Linked DNA regions of Homo sapiens: region 1 is linked to region 2. A link is a loop called in an ENCODE intact Hi-C map of the cell type or tissue named here. Cell type or tissue: PC-9. All regions are shown on one strand.

Region 1 (8,000 bases), 64 kb before region 2:
TCAGCACCACTTACGTTAGTCTGGGACTTTAAAGAAAAAGATGCCAAGATGGGATTAACCATGCCAGACTTTATCAGGTGAAAAGTCTGTGGGAGAAAATGGTGAGGGAGCCAAGGTGCTGGAGAGTTTTCAGACCATGATGCCAGCTTGAACTTGCATGAAGGAGAAAGGGAAAGAGCACTGGGCAGAAGCATTTCTGCCGTGCAGTCTGGGGAAGTTCTGGCAGTTGAGAAGTTCTCAAGCCAAAGTCAGCTGTCAGATGAGGACAATGTGTCCCGGGAATGGTTTCACCTTAGTATCCCTGCATGCTCAGTCATTGTCTGGGAGCTGCCTGTGGAAGATGCTTGTGGCTTTGGGGCAAACGTGGCAATAGCTCTCTCTCTTTTTTTTTGAGATGGAGTCTCGCTCTGTCACCCAGGCTGGAGTGCAGTGGCACTATCTTGCCTCACTGCAACCTCCGCCTGCCAGGTTCAAGCAATTCTCCTGCCTCAGCCTACTGAGTAGCTGGGATTACAGGTGTGCACCACCATGCCTGGCTGACTTTTTTTTTTTGAGACAGTCTCACTCTGTTGTCAGGCTGGAGTGCAGTGGCACTATCTTGGCTCACTGCAACCTCCGCCTCCTGGTTTCAAGAGATTTTCCTGCCCCAGCCTCCCGAGTAGCTGGGACTACAGGTGTGCACCACCACACCCAGCTAATTTTTTTATTTTTAGTAGAGACGGGGTTTCCCCATGTTGGCCAGGATAGTCTCGATCTCTTGACCTTGCGATCCACCCGCCTCCGCCTCCAAAAGTGCTGGGATTACAGGTGTGAGCCACCGCGCCCAGCCGGTAATGTCTTTTAAAACTGTCCAATTAAAAGTGTCCATCCAATAGCTAGTGAAGCTACAGAGGCAGGTGAGTATAGAACAAGCTTATAATCAGAGCTATCTTAACAGGAAGTGTGGGTAGGGACTCCTGGCAGGTGGTGAGAATAGATGGAGGCCAGGAGATCCTGCTGCCTTGAAAGATTCCTCTTGCTAATCTTGTGCTCAGGCCTAAAACCTCACACATAAAACTTTATGCCTTTGTTTTGTTGTCGATGTTGAGACAGAGTCTCACTCTGTCACCCAGGCTGGAGTGCAGTGGCGCTATCTCAACTCACTGTAACCTCCGCTCCCTGGGTTCAAGCAATTCTCATGCCCCAGACTCCCGAATAGATGGGACTACAGGTGCGTGTCACCATGCCCAGCCAATTTTTGTATTTTTAGTGGAGATGGGGTTTTGCCATATTGGCCAGGCTGATCTCGAACTCCTGGCCTCAAATGATCTGCTTCCCTTGGCCTCCCAAAGTGCTGGGATTACAGGTGTGAGCCATTGCACTTAGTCGAAGCTTTATGCCTTTGGATTAAGGTAATGTCTTTTGACAAAATGCACGTGGCCTTGGGAGGGATAAAAGACGACTCCACAATGGGTTACTAACACATGATAATGAGCCAGGATTGGTGCTTCATGCCTGTAATCCCAGCATTTTGGGAGGCAGAGGTGAGTGGATCATTTGAGCCCAGAAATTTAGACCAGCTGGCGCAACATAGCAAGACCACGTATCTACAAAAAAAAAAATTAAAAATTAGCTGGGTGTGATAGCACGCACCTGTAGTCCCAGCTACCTTCGAGGCTGAGGTGGGAGGATCGCTGGAGCCTGGGAAGTTGAAGCTACTGTAAGCCGTGATCACACCACTGCATTCCAGCCTGGGTGACAGAGCGAGACCCTGTCTCAAAATAAAATAAAATAAAATAAAAAATTTAAAAAATGGCTGTGCACGGTGGCTCGACCCTGTAATCCCAGCACTTTGGGAGGCTGAGGAGGGTGGATCACCTGAGGTCAGGAGTTTGAGACTACCCTGGCCAACATGGTGAAACCCCGTCTCTACTAAAAATACAAAAATTAGCTGGCCATGGTGGTGCACACCTGTAATCCCAGCTACTCAGGAGGCTGAGGCAGGAGAATTGCTTGAACCCAGGAGACAGAGGTTGCAGTGAGCCGAGATTGTGCCGTTGTACTCCAGCCTGGGTGACAGAGTGAGACTCCGTTTAAAAAAAAAATGGAATTGAGTGAGTGAATAACATTGTTGGGGTCAGCCAAAGCATGTTGGGGTGGGGTGGTGGGGCTGGTGGAGGTATGAGGAAGTTAGAAGAATACATGAGCACTTAAGAAGAAAGTTTGCCAGGACAGCATGAGGGAATATCTGGAAAGCAAAAGAGATTTTATAATTTTGATAACAGAATTTATTTCACAATTTTATCTTTAGTCAATCTTGGTCTTAATATAAAACTAGTTAAGTTAAAAACAAAATAAAACATCTCTTTTTTTTTTTTTTTTTTTTTTTTTTTTTGAGACAGAGTCTCACTCTGTTGCCCAGGCTGGAGGGCAGTCCTACGATCTTGGCTCACTGCAACCTCACCTCCCAGGTTCAAATGATTCTCCTGCCTCAGCCTCCCAGACAGCTGGGATTACAGGTGCCCACCACCATGCCTGGCTAATTTTTATATTTTTAGCAGAGATGGGGTTTCACAACATTGGCCAGGCTGGTCTCAAACTCCTGACCTCAGGTGATCCAACTGCCTCAGCCTCCCAAAGTGCTAGGGTTACAGGTGTGAGCCATGGCACCTGGCCTAAACATCTCTTATTTATGCCTGCCAACACTTGACCAAAATTGGCATCTCTTGGAGGCACTAAGGTGGGGTGAAGGGACTTGTTGATGAGCGAGGGGCTGGAGTATTATAAAATGAAACTCTTTTTTCATTGGCAGAGATTCTTCTTCCATTCTTTTTATAGTTTATATTCCTTTTACTTAGTGGGCAGAGGGAAACCTCACAGCAAATCATCCTAGAGAACCAAGACCCGGGTCAGGAAGGAGTGGCTCATGTATTTGTGTCCTCAGACCTTCTTGGCCTTCAAGCTTAGAGCCCCAAACAGGAGTCCAGAGGGGGGATCTAGGACCTTACAAAGCAAGAAAAGTGTGAGAAGAACAAAGGTGGGGCAGATTGGGTAGGGGCTGGAGCCATCCTGGCTACTTTCTTTTAGGAAGGTGAAGCCGTGACGTCAGTGCTGTAGACCAATGGGTCAACACCAGACCCTGTGGTCAATGGACCTTCATCACCAGGGATTGGGAGGCTGTGCTCCTGAGGAGGTGCTACACCTGGGGCAGGGTTGGAAGCAGGCTGGAAAGGGCCTTGCTCTCATCATCCCTTGTATATGTTCCTATTAATCCACTTATCTTAGTATATATACTGGAATTTATTTACTGAAGTTCCCTCCAAAAAGTAAACCACGAATTCCACAATGTTCACCTTGACAGTAGGCACCTGAGGTAGGCAGCATCCACGCTGCCTCCAGGGGTTCCTCCCTCTCCCGGCGCTGTGGTTGGAAGGTGTCCCCCAAACCATATGTTGGAAACTTAATCTACAATGCAACAGTGTTGAGAAGCGGGACCTTTAAGAGGCAGTGGGGTCATGATGGCTCTGCCCTCGTGGATGGATTAATGCTATTATTACAAGTGTGGGGCCCCCTCTTGCTCTCTCTTCTGTGTCCTCGCACCATGTGATGCCTTTTACCATGTTACAAGGCAGCAAGAAGATGCACATCAGATTTGGCCCTTCCATCTTGGACTTCCCAGGCTCCAGAACCATGACCAAATCAACTTCTATTGCTTGTAAGTTATCAAAAAATCTGTGGTATTCTGTGATAATGGCACAGAATGGACTAAAATCTGATATTCGAGCCCTTGTGTAGTCCCCTTCCACAGTGTACCAGAGATGGTTTGTGTGAACCATAAACAGACATGCGATAGTATGTTTCTTCTGTGATTAGGTTATAAAAATATGACGGCTTTCATCTTGGTCAGTCTCTCTCTCTCTCTTTTTTTTTGAGATGGAGTCTCGCTCTGTCGCCCAGGCTGGAGTGCAGTGGCATGATCTCGGCTCACTGCAACCTCTGTCTCCCGGGATCAAGCGATTCTTCTGCCTCAGCCTCCCGAGTAGCTGGGACTACAGGTGCACACCACCATGCCCAGCTAATTTGTTTGTACTTTTAGTAGAGACGGAGTTTCACCATATTGGCCAGGTTGGTCTCAAACTCCTGACCTCGTGACCTGACTGCCTCGGCCTCCCAAAGTGCTGGGATTACAGGTGTCAGCCACCGCTCCCAGCCCTCTCTCTCTTTCTCTCAGATCACTATGGGTAACTAATATAGGACCTCTTATTTATCTCAGCTCCTACAAGAGTATCTGGCATTTAGCAAATCCTTATCAATGCTGATCAAATGAATGAATGAACAAACGTGGCGACATTTAAGCAAACTAGTAATGCAGTCAGTCTAAGCTAAGAGTTGAGACATTTCATATGTAACTTTAATGTGGTTTATCTTCTCAGGAATTCCTACCAAGTGATAATGTGGCAATGGAGAATAGAATGAAACAAATTATAGAAAGATGATTTAACTTATTGATCGGAGCAAAAACCTAAGATGATTGTAAACAAAATTTATACAGCACAAAAATGAATCATAAAAAATAAATGACATGCACAAATCTCCAAAGTAAGTTTTTATTACAAAAACCTTTACTACAATTCAATGTTTTATTAAGACTAAAGTCAGGACCTTGCCAACTTACTGAGTCATAAGGAAACACATGAGGAAAGTCAACATGGTCTCTAGGCTGACTTGAATTATTCCTTGACTAAGAATTCTAGGGTTATGTGGACTTTTCTGTTAACATCCTGACTTAGTTCCTTTCTTTAGCAGCAAAAAAAACAGCAGAAATAAAATTCTTGGCAGGCTGCTCTACAGAATAAAGTGAACAATAGGAAATATGGATATGAAGTGCAGAAGCAGCAAGTTACCACAAGATGGGGCTATACACTCAAGAAAGAACAGTTGGTTAGCGAAGTTTCTCTATTATCAAAAAAATTTAAAAATACTTTGAGTTTATTTGATGCCTTCATCTTTACAGCCCAGCTAAGCAATCCCATAAAAATGAGCAACTGACTAATGTTTTACAAAGCCCCTCAGTCTCCTTCCAGAGAGTGGAGGATTTATTAAGGATAGGCTATTTTGTTATCTGCAAAGCTCTCCTTTCATCTACCCTAATGTCTCATGATCCTGGATAAACCCATTTCCCTGTAAGGTGAGCGTATGCTGGTATGAGGTGTGAGCCTTCAGGCAGAGTGTGGTGTCATTGTTCTTGTAGGTAACTTGGTGTAGGGAGAAGACCAAAGACCTTGATGTCAGACCAACATGAATTCAAGCTCTGGCTCTGCCATCAGTTAGCCAGGTGACATTTAAGTGATTCAGTTCCCTTAAGTCTCAGTTTACTCATTCACCTATAAGTTGTGAGAATGAAATGAGATATAGATAAAGTGCTTAGCCTAGACTCTGGCACTTTGTTAATAATTAAGGGCCATTATTATTGTCTCTTGCTTATTGTTTAGTTCTACCATCTGTAGCCACCTAATTCTTAGTCTAGCGATTCTGGAGCAGGAGTCATCAAGATAAAAAATATAAGCTGATTTGTTCTTTTTGTTGGTTTTACATAAAAACACTTAGACAACCTGAGATATGTTGTTCTTTTTGATGATTAAAAAAAACATTTAAGGCCGGGCGCAATGGCTCATGCCTGTAATCCCAGCACTTTGGGAGGCTGAGGTGGGTGGATCACCTGAGGTCAAGAGTTCAAGACCAGTCTGGCCAACATGGTGAAACCCCGTCTATAATAAAAATACAAAAATTAGCCAGGCGTGGTAGTGTGTGCCTGTAATCCCAGCTACTCGGGAAGCTGAAGCAGGAGAATCACTTGAACCCGGGAGGCGGAGGTTGCCATAAGCCGAGATCGTGCCACTGTACTCCAGCCTGGGTGACAAGAGTGAAACTCCGTCTCAAAAAACAAAAACAAATTTAAAGTGGAAAAGGAGTTAAGTGCTACACCAGGAATATGTATGTTACATGAAACCATAAAACACAGATAGTAAAAGCACTGAAAGTCCATTTGATAACAAAGCAAAGGCTTTGTTAAGATCAAGGGTAAAATAAAATCTTCAATGCACACACAGTAGTATTAGTTACAATTGACCCTTGGTTTATAATTTGAAGGCTTATTCTACTTTACATATATTATGTTAATTCAACATATCTCAAATGTTGACTTTGAGTGGCTAAAATATTCTAAAGGAAACTAGAAAATAAACAGCTCACTATATCTTTCATAAAATAAACAAAAAGTATTTAGAAATTGATGTGCTGCCTGAACTTAAATCACACATGACTCACTTCATTTGAATAGAAGATGGTGGTTTACATTGTTTGAAGGACCCACACTCTGAGGGAATTTCCCAACATCCATCCTGGAAGGGATGAAAGAGTTCTCTAAATTCCATTATTTTCATTCCCCCCGGGCAACAATTAGATTCTCTGGTATCCAGATGATTGACACCTTAGGCGGATTTTATAGACACCCATACCCATAAGGCAGAGACCAACCACGATGGCCCCAATCACAGGAAGCACAATTGTGTAGTCAGACGAGCACTCATCCACTAAGAGAGAAAACAAATACAATACAGTGGGTAAGGTTTGGTGATGCAGTCCAGAAAGCAGGCTAGAGGGGAAAGAAGATGAGCTTTGGCATCAAACAAAGCTTGACTTTTAACTCCACCATTAACTAGCTTTGTGACCTTGGGCAGGTAATTTACCCTTGCAATTTCCTAATTTATAAAGTAAGCAAATAATATGTAAGACTGTCAGAAGATTAAATAACCATATTTTCTTAGTAATTAACATTCAATAATCATAATCCTTATTTCCTGAACTGAGTAAGAAGTCACTCCAGGCATACTCCCTGCTAAGTGGGATATGCTTACATAAAAGAGACCAGCCGGGCACAGTGGCTCACGCCTGTAATCCCAGCACTTTGGGAGGCCGAGGCGGGCGGATCATCTGATGTCGTGAGTTTGAGACCAGCCTGACCAACATGGAGAAACCCCATCTCTACTAAGAATACAAAATTAGCCGGGCGTGGTGGCACATGCCTGTAATCCCAGCTACTCGGGAGGCTGAGGCAGGAGAATTGCTTGAACCCGGGAGGCAGAGGTTGCGGTGAGCCGAGATCACACCATTGCACTCCAGCCTGGGCAACAAGAGCGAAACTCCATCTCAAAAACAAACAAACAAACAAACAAAAAACATTTGTGTGACCAGTGACCAGATTACAGATGATCTCTTGAGAAACATGATTTTTATCCACTTTATAAAACATTTTTGTCACTCCTAAGGTTCTATTGTATTACTTTTAGCTAATATTAGAAAACAGACCAAATTATTTATGAGAGCTTAAAAGTGAGAGTTTACAAACTTATCAAGACTGTTTTTTCTTTATACCATTAGAAAACGCTTACTCAATTCATTTAATGTAATTGATTGGGTCAGAGACTAATAAATCTCAACCGAGGAAAGACGGAGGGGTCTGGGGTAAAAGGGGAAGTTGATAGAATACTCTAATGAAGAGACTGGGAGAAAAGAGCAAATAAATGAAGAACCATGTCTTAGTCATTATAGCTAAAAAGATACATGTGTGAGGTCATTGTACGAACTAACACTGAAATTATGTCCTGAACCAAGGATCACCATCAACCCAATTCAGTGTACCTGAGATCTGAGAAAAAAAGTATCAGAAGAGGTCAGAGAAGACAGAGTGGCAATTAATTAAAGATTCCAGGAAAAAGAAAATTTGGACAAGAAAGAAACTGTGATTGTAGTACACGATTTGGCTTGACAGCAGACAATATTTATAAAACTATAATAATGTGTGCCTTAATACCTTACTGATTTACCCAAAAATAGTTGTGTAACCACAAATCTTTATGTGCTATAGCAGGAAGTCTAAAATGGATCAATTAGGAACTATCATGATAAGCTTTTATTTTTTAGAGTTATGGAGATAGCAATCAGAAGAAATTGTTAAAATT
Region 2 (8,000 bases):
GAGCATCTAAGGAAACCCAAGACTCCTCTTTAGAGAAGTCATCCAGCCCTGGGGTCCCCTTATGCCAGGAGCAAGCAGTGAGAATGGAAGAATGATTGTCTTGCTGAAAGTTCTGTGATGGAGGGATAGAGGGACAGAGGGAGCCATGCCCTTGACCATCCCCTGCATGAATAGGAAGGGCTGTGTCTCCAGGGTCCATGGCCTCTGTGCCCCGGATGATGCCAGGGCTGCTAGGGACCATAGAGCCACCCACTGGGAGGCTGGCGGTTGGGCCTGGCTCAGGAGCCTTCGTCAGCCATAGGCAGCCACAGCCTGGGGTGGGCAGGGCTGGGAGGCGACACAGGAACTGAAAAACCTGACAAGCTCTAGCCCCTCCGCAGGGTAAGTGGTACCTCCAGGTAAAATGATTAGTTGGTTCCAGCCCCTCTGCAGGGTAAGTGGCACCTGGGGTAAAATGACTGCCTGGAGCTGGCAGCTGCTTTCCCTGCTCTCGCGGGCCCTGCAGGGAAGCGGGGAAGGGAAGGGGGCACAGCGCTGGGCACAGAGGGGCTCTCAGACCCTGGACTCAACTGTTTCAGGGTCATCTGAAACAGTCAACTGTTTCCTCTAGCCCATTCCCTGCCTCCAGGCGAGGATTTGCCTGAACGTGGAAAGAGGAAGGATCCTCCCAGTGCTGTCAACCCCAGATTCCACCTCCCTGTGGGGGACTGTCAGCGCAGGCCCTGACAACGCAGAGAAAGACACAGGACCCACCTGGGCCAGTGACAGCAGGAGCTCCGGGTGCCACAGGTGAGGGTGGGGATGCCTGGAGCACCACGGGGGGCCTGGTTTAGTCTAGAGCCAGGTTTTCCATACACCTTAGAGTGCAACCTCAGGGAGATGCAAATTTTACCCCCTAACACAGCATACACGCAGAAACACATTTATACAATTCAAACACAAGCGGACGGAACAATATTTACCCTTAGAGTGTGTGAAGTCCTCATCTGTCCCACCTCATCCTATCATGCTTTGTTCTATCCTAGGAGACAAAGCAGGAGGGGGGGCTGCGGAGGTGGGGGAGTCTCATCCAAGCCCTTGGGTGACACGTCTCTCCTGAGACAAACTGCAGCTGCTCTGGGTGTGCCCTCGCCTGTCTCCCTCCAGGCCCCGGGTTCCTGCCAGCAGAGACAGTAACCTATTCACCAGGTATCCCCCAGGGCTCCTGGAAGAAACTCAGAATTCTCAGAACCAGAAAACCTTAGAGAGCATCCTGCAGGCAAAGCCCCTGGTTCTCTGCGGAGGAAAGTGCGGCTCACAGGGTGCCCCGCCAGGGATGGTAATTGACCACCAGGCTGTGTGCCTTGTGGGGACTGGCTTAAGGCCCTGTGGGAGCTGAGTCAGGGCCAGGACCGGGGTGTCCTGACTCCTAGAGATCATGTTCCCTTCCTCACCCAGGCCTTCCAGTCCCAGCCCTGGGCTTTTATTTATTTATTTTGGAGACAGAGTCTGGCTTGTCACCCAGGTTGGAGTGCAGTTGTGTGATCACGGCTCACTGCAGCCTTGACTTCCTGGGTTGAACTGATCCTCCCACATCAGCCTCCTGAGTAGCTGGGACCACAGGCACATGCCACCACACCCAGCTAATTTTTGTATTTTTTGGTAGAGATGGGGTTTTACCATGTTGGCCAGGCTGGTCTTGAACTCCTGAGCTCAACTGATCTGCCCACCTCAGCCTCCCACAGTGCTGGGATTACAGATGTGAGCCATCATGCCCACCTCCTGGGCTGACTTTTGCTGTCTTACATCATCTGCATATTTAATCCCCTGCTGGATTCACTGGTCATGGGCTCTGAGGCCCTAAGAGTCTTAGGCACTAAGGAGCTGGCAGCACTGAGGGGACCCCAAAATCTCAGACTCAGGATCTGGCCAGTCACAGGCATGTGAGGGAACAACTGAGAGGCCCATTGCCCCATGGCAGGAGAAGGTGCTCTGGAGTCAGTCAGACCTGAGGGCAGTCAGACCTGATTCTCACTCTGTCACTCACTAGCTGTGTGATCTTGGATACATCACTTAACCTCTTGAGCATCAGCTTCCTTATCTCTAAAATGGAGATAATAACATCGATTTTGCAGTCTTGGTATGAGGATTAGCAAATCTTCTGATAAAGAAAAATGCCTGGTACATCATAGGAATTCAACAAATAGTACCTGTTATGATTATTGTGTATAGCAATTACAATAATACTAAAGAGAGGGTCTCAAAACAGCTCTGGGCACTCCAGGTGTGCTATTATTACTTACATTTCAGGGAGGTTTGTCTGCCATTGTCTCATCCTCATAAACACTCAGGGAAAGAAACATTATAAGGATAATAAATGGCTTTAAAAAGAAACAGAGCAAACACACACACACACACACCCCTCAGAAAAACCATGCCAAACACACAGGCTCTTGACAAATATTCAATCTGATTATAGCAAAACTGTTTTGTTTTGTTTTGTTTTTTTGTTTGTTTTTGAGACAGGGGTCTCGCTCTGTCGCCCAGGCTGGAGTGCAGTGGCGTGATCTTGGCTCACAGCAACCTCCTTCTCCCGGGTTCAAGCAATTCTCCTGTCTCAGCCTCCAGAGTAGCTGGGACTACAGGCACATGCCACTATGCCTGGCTAATTTTTGTATTTTTAGTAGAGACAGGGTTTCACCATATTGGTCAGGCTGGTCTCGAACTCTTGATCTCAGGTGATCCACCTGCCTTGGCCTCCCAAAGTGTGAGATTACAGGCGTGAGCCACCATGCCCAGCTGATTATAGCAAAATTCTAAGTGATAGTTGTATTCTTGGAAAATGAATGGAACGACTTTTGTCCCAGCCAAGATCTAGTGGTGTGTTGGAGCAGATACACCCTGAGTCTCTGGGGCACTCTCAGTCTATGTATCAGATAAGCATAAGGAGTATTGGTGGAGAAGGACAAGAATGGGAAAGGTGGGCGATGAGAATTCCTGCAGATAAGGACTGGTGAGAGTATTCTCTTTTGAAACCCTTAGTCGACAATCTTTCTGGTGCATATCAGATAAGCTGAATGGTTTAGGAAATCTAGTGTTCACATTTAGTGCTTAGAATTCTAAGCTTTTTTATTTTGCTTAAACAAATGGAATGAAATTTATTAACAAGTGAACCTAGTAATGAGCTGAAATTATTCTCACCAGCATACATATTTTTGGTAAATTATAGACTTTGAAGACAAAATCATGGTGTTTCCCTTACTGTCCAGTGGATGGCACAAAGAGACCATTGTAGATCCTGCTGGTTCAGCGGTAGCTCTCAATCCATAGATATTAAATGGGCAAATTCTATTTTTATTGTCTTTCAAACTAGATTTTTCTCAATGCACAACTTTTTTTTTCTTTTTCTTTTTTTTTTTTGAGACGGAGTCTCGCTCTATTGCCAGGCTGGAGTGCAGTGACACGATCTCGGCTCACTGCAACCTCCGCCTCCCGGGTTCAAGTGATTCTCCTGCCTCAGCCTCCTGAGTAGCTGGGGACTACAGGCGCATGCCACCATGCCCAGCTAATTTTTTTGTAATATCAGTAGAGACAGGGTTTCACCATGTTGGCCAGGATGGTCTCGATCTCCTGACCACGTGATCCGCCCACCTTGGCCTTCCAAAGTGCTGGGATTACAGGCGTAAGCCACCGCGCTTGGCCAATTATGCACAACTTTTTAAGGACCATCTCTATCACATGAACTAAAGGATATCATTTTCACTTGGGGGTGGGAAGTGGTGAGCTGCTTAAAAGCAATGCCTAAACCCCCTGGGCTTTCCTTCCTTTCACTTGGAAGAACCAGGGGGTAACTAACTGCTAACAATTCCATGCTTTCAGAGATCTAGGCGCAAGCCTAAGGGCTTCATCTCATTTAATCCTCATGGCAAGACTGTACAGTATTATCTCCATTTTGTAAAATGAATGATAAAAAGAACTTAAGCACAGACAGGCTATAGAATCCATCCAAAGAGATGGAGCTGCACTTGAGGCTGGGTCTTTGAGACCTGAGTTTGAGCCCTTCATCATTGTGTTGTGTGTGCTGCTAACCAATTTCCCCTCTCTGTCTTCTAGGATTTAATACATGGTGTCACATTCTGTCTGATCCATCCCAGTAGCTCTCCAGAGCTCCCAACAGGAGAGAGTTCCAAAATGTTTCCAGGGGTACTAGGCTCGGTTACAATATTTTGCTTGGTGGCCCAGAGTATAAACGTGGATATCTTAGGCTGGTCTATAGCTGAAACGTCTATTTCATTTGCAAGCCTATCTTTGGCTAAGAGGAAGTGAATCATTCTTGAGAACATCTAATTAATTGCTTTCAGATTCCACATGTTGACATTCTCAGGGCACATTTTTTTTTTCCCGTGCATTTCTGTTGTCAAAGTCCCTGCCAGCTCCTAAGGCAGTCTGAGCTGGCTGTCTTAGACTTTCAGAGCTGCTGGAAGCTTGGGGGAGGGAGGGGCTGTAGGTCAAAGAAACTTTATAACCTAGCTTTACCTCCCAGCTCAGCCACCAGCTGCCCTCAAATGTTCTGGATTGGAATAAGCCCAAAGATGAGTGGCAGGAGGGAAGGGCAAGCCAATACGTCTAGTTTGGTTCAGTCAAAGCCTTGCCCATTTCATCAGAATTTTAATGGAAAATTTCCAATAAGATTAAAATATAAGGTCACCCCAATTTTAGTATGGCTCCATTTAAAAAAAATCATGCATATCTTTGTTTTGCAATGGGGCCTTACTCTTGCCCAGGAGAGGTGCGGTGGTACAATCATGGCTTACGGCAGCCTCAACCTCCTGAGCTCAAGCAATCCTTTCACCTTGGCCTGCCAAATAGCTAGGATTACAGACACCCACCACCATGCCCAGCTAATTTTTAAAAAAAATTTTTTGTAGGTCCAGTGCAGTGGCTCATGCCTGTAAATCTCAGCACTTTGGGAGGCCGAGGCAAGCGGATCACCTGAGGTCAGGAGTTTGAGACCAGCCTGGCCACAATGGTGAAACTGCCGTCTCTACTAAAAACACAAAAATTAGCGAGGTGTGGTGGTGGGCACCTGTAATCCCAGCTACTCGGGAGACTGAAGCAGGAGAATCAATTGAACCTGGGAGGTGGAGGTTGCAGTGAGCCAAGTTCGTGCCATTGCACTCCAGCCTGGGCAACAAGAGTGAAACTCCGTCTCAAAAGTTTTTGTGGAGATGGGGTCTTGCGATATTGCCCAGGCTGGTCTCAAGCTCCTGGATATCAAGTGATCCTCCTGCTTTGGCTTCCCAAAGTGTTGGGATTACAGGCATGAGCCACCACAACTGACCAAATCATGCATTTCTATAGACAACGTCTGCAAGAAGATATTAATGGTGATTATATCTGGTTATGTTGGATTTGTATTTTTATTTGTACTTTCCTGTATTTTCTAAATTCCTGACATTCTACATGTGTACTCCTTTAATAATCAGAAAAGGAAACTTAAAATAGTTAAAACCAATTGGTCAGATATGTAAAATAACCCACCATCTCTCCAGAGAGGGCTGTTTGCTAGAACTTATTTTCTTCATTGAAATACTAGAGTGCCCCAATAAGTTTGAATAACACAAAAAAAAAGATAATGAAAGTAACTAAATTATCTAGGCCCAAAAGGAAATGCCACAAAAATTGGCAAAGAAACAACCATGACGTGCTATACCGGATAGCTCCTAGGCCCCCTTGGAGACCCTGAGGTACCCGACGAGGGACCTGTAGTAAGGCTGGCAGACAGGTTCTTCCTCTGTTAGCTCTGAGGTACAACAGTTATTCTCATTTTTATGTCTTTCACATGGCCAGAACTTTGCAAATCAGAGGCAAAGTGAATTCAGAATTAAAAATTTTCAGCACCATCCAAGTCAGTAAAACAGTCTTAGCTTATAACCTTTATTTTTTTTATTATTTTATTATTTTTTTATTTTTGGATGGAGTCTTGCTCTGTTTCCAGGCTGGAGTGCAGTGGCATCATCTCAGCTCACTGCAACCTCCGCTTCCTGAGTCCAAGTGATTCTCCTGCCTCAGCCTCCCGAGTAGCTGGGACGACAGGCATGCGCCACCACGCCCAGCCAATTTTTGTATTTTTAGTAGAGACGGGGTTTCACCATGTTGGCCAAGATGGTCTCAATCTCTTGACCTCCTGATCCTCCCGCCTCGGCCTCCCAAAGTGCTGGGATTACAGGCGTGAGCCACCGCGCCCAGCCCTTTATTTTTACTGTAAGCTGCCAGTAAACAGCACACCCACCTGTCTGCTGACTGTCCCATCTGGAAGTTGTGTAGGTCCTTACTGAATCTTACCTTCTTCCCTTCCCCTACCCAGACCCCATCCCAGCTGGCACGTGGAATCCTTTCCCTTTCTCCTCATGTCAATAGACCAGCAGGCAAAGAGAGCAGTTACCATAGTGGAAGGAGAAACGGGTCCTAGTCGTGGTGAGGAGGTAGGGCTGCTGCTTAACAAAGGCCGAGAGGGACATGTCTGATGCTCAGGTGATCCACTAGGACATCTCGCAATACTCCCATGCCCAGCTGTAACTATGATGGCCAAGTCCAAGAACCATAGCCTGATAAGAGTCTAGGACCCCCACTATACATGCCACCAGTAGAAGTGCCTGATGGGGAGAGGGATGTCTAGAATGAGTAGGAGGGAATGATGACAAAGCACAGCCAAGGACCAACTGCAGTGGCAGGTGGCAGCCACAGATTGAGTTAAGTAGGATTCTTGCTGTGTTCCCTAGTGGAAGCATCTCCCTTGTTGAGACCCACTGAGGTTAAAGTTGGAGACATGGGGAGAAAACAATGTCCCCGTGTTCATCACTAGAGTCATGATGGGCAAGGTCACAACTCATTTGACTTCTTGGCTCCCAGATTCATATACTCTGCCTCTTGGGGGCACTTCACCATAATACAGCCATTGGTTCAGTTGTATGCTGCATCCTGAGGGACAGCACTCCATCCCCGCAGTGCCATGTCCAAACTGCTGCCCCGCCTCACTCTCAAGAGGCTGTCCCACTACTCTGTCAGGCACCAGCTTCTGAATGCAGTGGTAAGACTCTGTCCTGTGATCACGTCTATGGCTGATTCTCTTTTGCCATACTGAGTCCCCTGATCAAAGCAGTGTTATACAGCCTGGCGCGCTGGCTCATGCCTGTGATCCCAGCACTCTGGGAGGCAGAGGGGGATGGATCACTAGAGGTCAGGAGTTCAAGACCAGCCTGGTCAACATGGTGAAACCCTGTCTCCTCTACTAAAAATTCAAAAATTAGCTGGGTGTGGCATGAGCCTGTAATCCCAGCTACTCGGAAGGCTGAGGCAGGAGAATCACTTGCACCCAGGAGGTGGAGGTTGCAGTGATCCCTGATGGTGCCGTTGCACTCCAGCCTGAGCGACAAGTGTGAAACTCTATCGCAAAAAAAAAAAGCAACGCTTATGATTGATCACACACTGTACTTTCTAACCTGAAGGGGTCTGGTAAAATCAACTTGTCTTCTCAAGGGACAGTACCAAACTGGGGGCTCAGCACTGACCTCTGCTGGCATGTCGGACATTTAAAAGTGGTAGCAGCTAGAGCAGTCTTGAAGACATGGAGCCCTCACTGCTGGGGCCGAGCACTGCTGGGTTCAATTCTGCTACCAAGGCTTCTCCATTTCCGAGCCCATGGTGCAGGCACTGGGGTGCCTAAGAGGAAGTGCACTAACTGGACTTCTGCTATGCACCTTCTTTAGGGGGCATTAAAGCACAGTTCAAAGACTCTCACATTTTGAGTTAACCCCCACAGGCCTGTGTGCCCCTTCTCCAGTCAGGTCATGTTGTCATTTGATCCTAGTTATTATTCTGAAAGGGTTCAGGAAGGGAGGTGGGGACAGATCTTGGAAAGGGCAAACATTGCCTTGTATGCCTCATCTGAGGCTTCCGCATAGTCTTAGGGGACTGGGAACCGTCTTAAGTGAATCTCACCTTCTTCCCTTCCCCCAGCC

What was found. A loop is a pair of places that touch in the nucleus more often than their neighbours do. Peaks named below come from ENCODE experiments on the same cell type or tissue, not always from the same donor. Only the 100,000 strongest peaks of a DNase experiment are listed, where the experiment ranks them.
Region 1: it touches region 2 in a loop (6-fold over the local background); 69 of 110 quality-filtered maps call a loop at or near these places.

The regions. Positions count from the first base shown.
Region 1 is chr3:183,117,643-183,125,642 of GRCh38, forward strand. It overlaps LAMP3 (lysosomal associated membrane protein 3), which reads right to left. Exons shown (of 6, transcript NM_014398.4): 6 at 4,573-6,572. The coding sequence ends at 6,439. Among named protein-coding and RNA genes, the nearest start is that of MCCC1, 22 kb to the left of the region's middle. In PC-9, CTCF peaks have their summits at 4,890 (motif pointing right) and 5,097; DNase peaks (open chromatin) are centred at 4,779 and 6,349.
Region 2 is chr3:183,181,537-183,189,536 of GRCh38, forward strand. All of the region lies in intron 27 of MCF2L2 (MCF.2 cell line derived transforming sequence-like 2), which reads right to left. Among named protein-coding and RNA genes, the nearest start is that of LAMP3, 23 kb to the left of the region's middle. In PC-9, CTCF peaks have their summits at 3,246 (motif pointing right), 7,581 (motif pointing left) and 7,833; DNase peaks (open chromatin) are centred at 3,255 and 4,365; H3K27ac peaks cover 1,210 bases.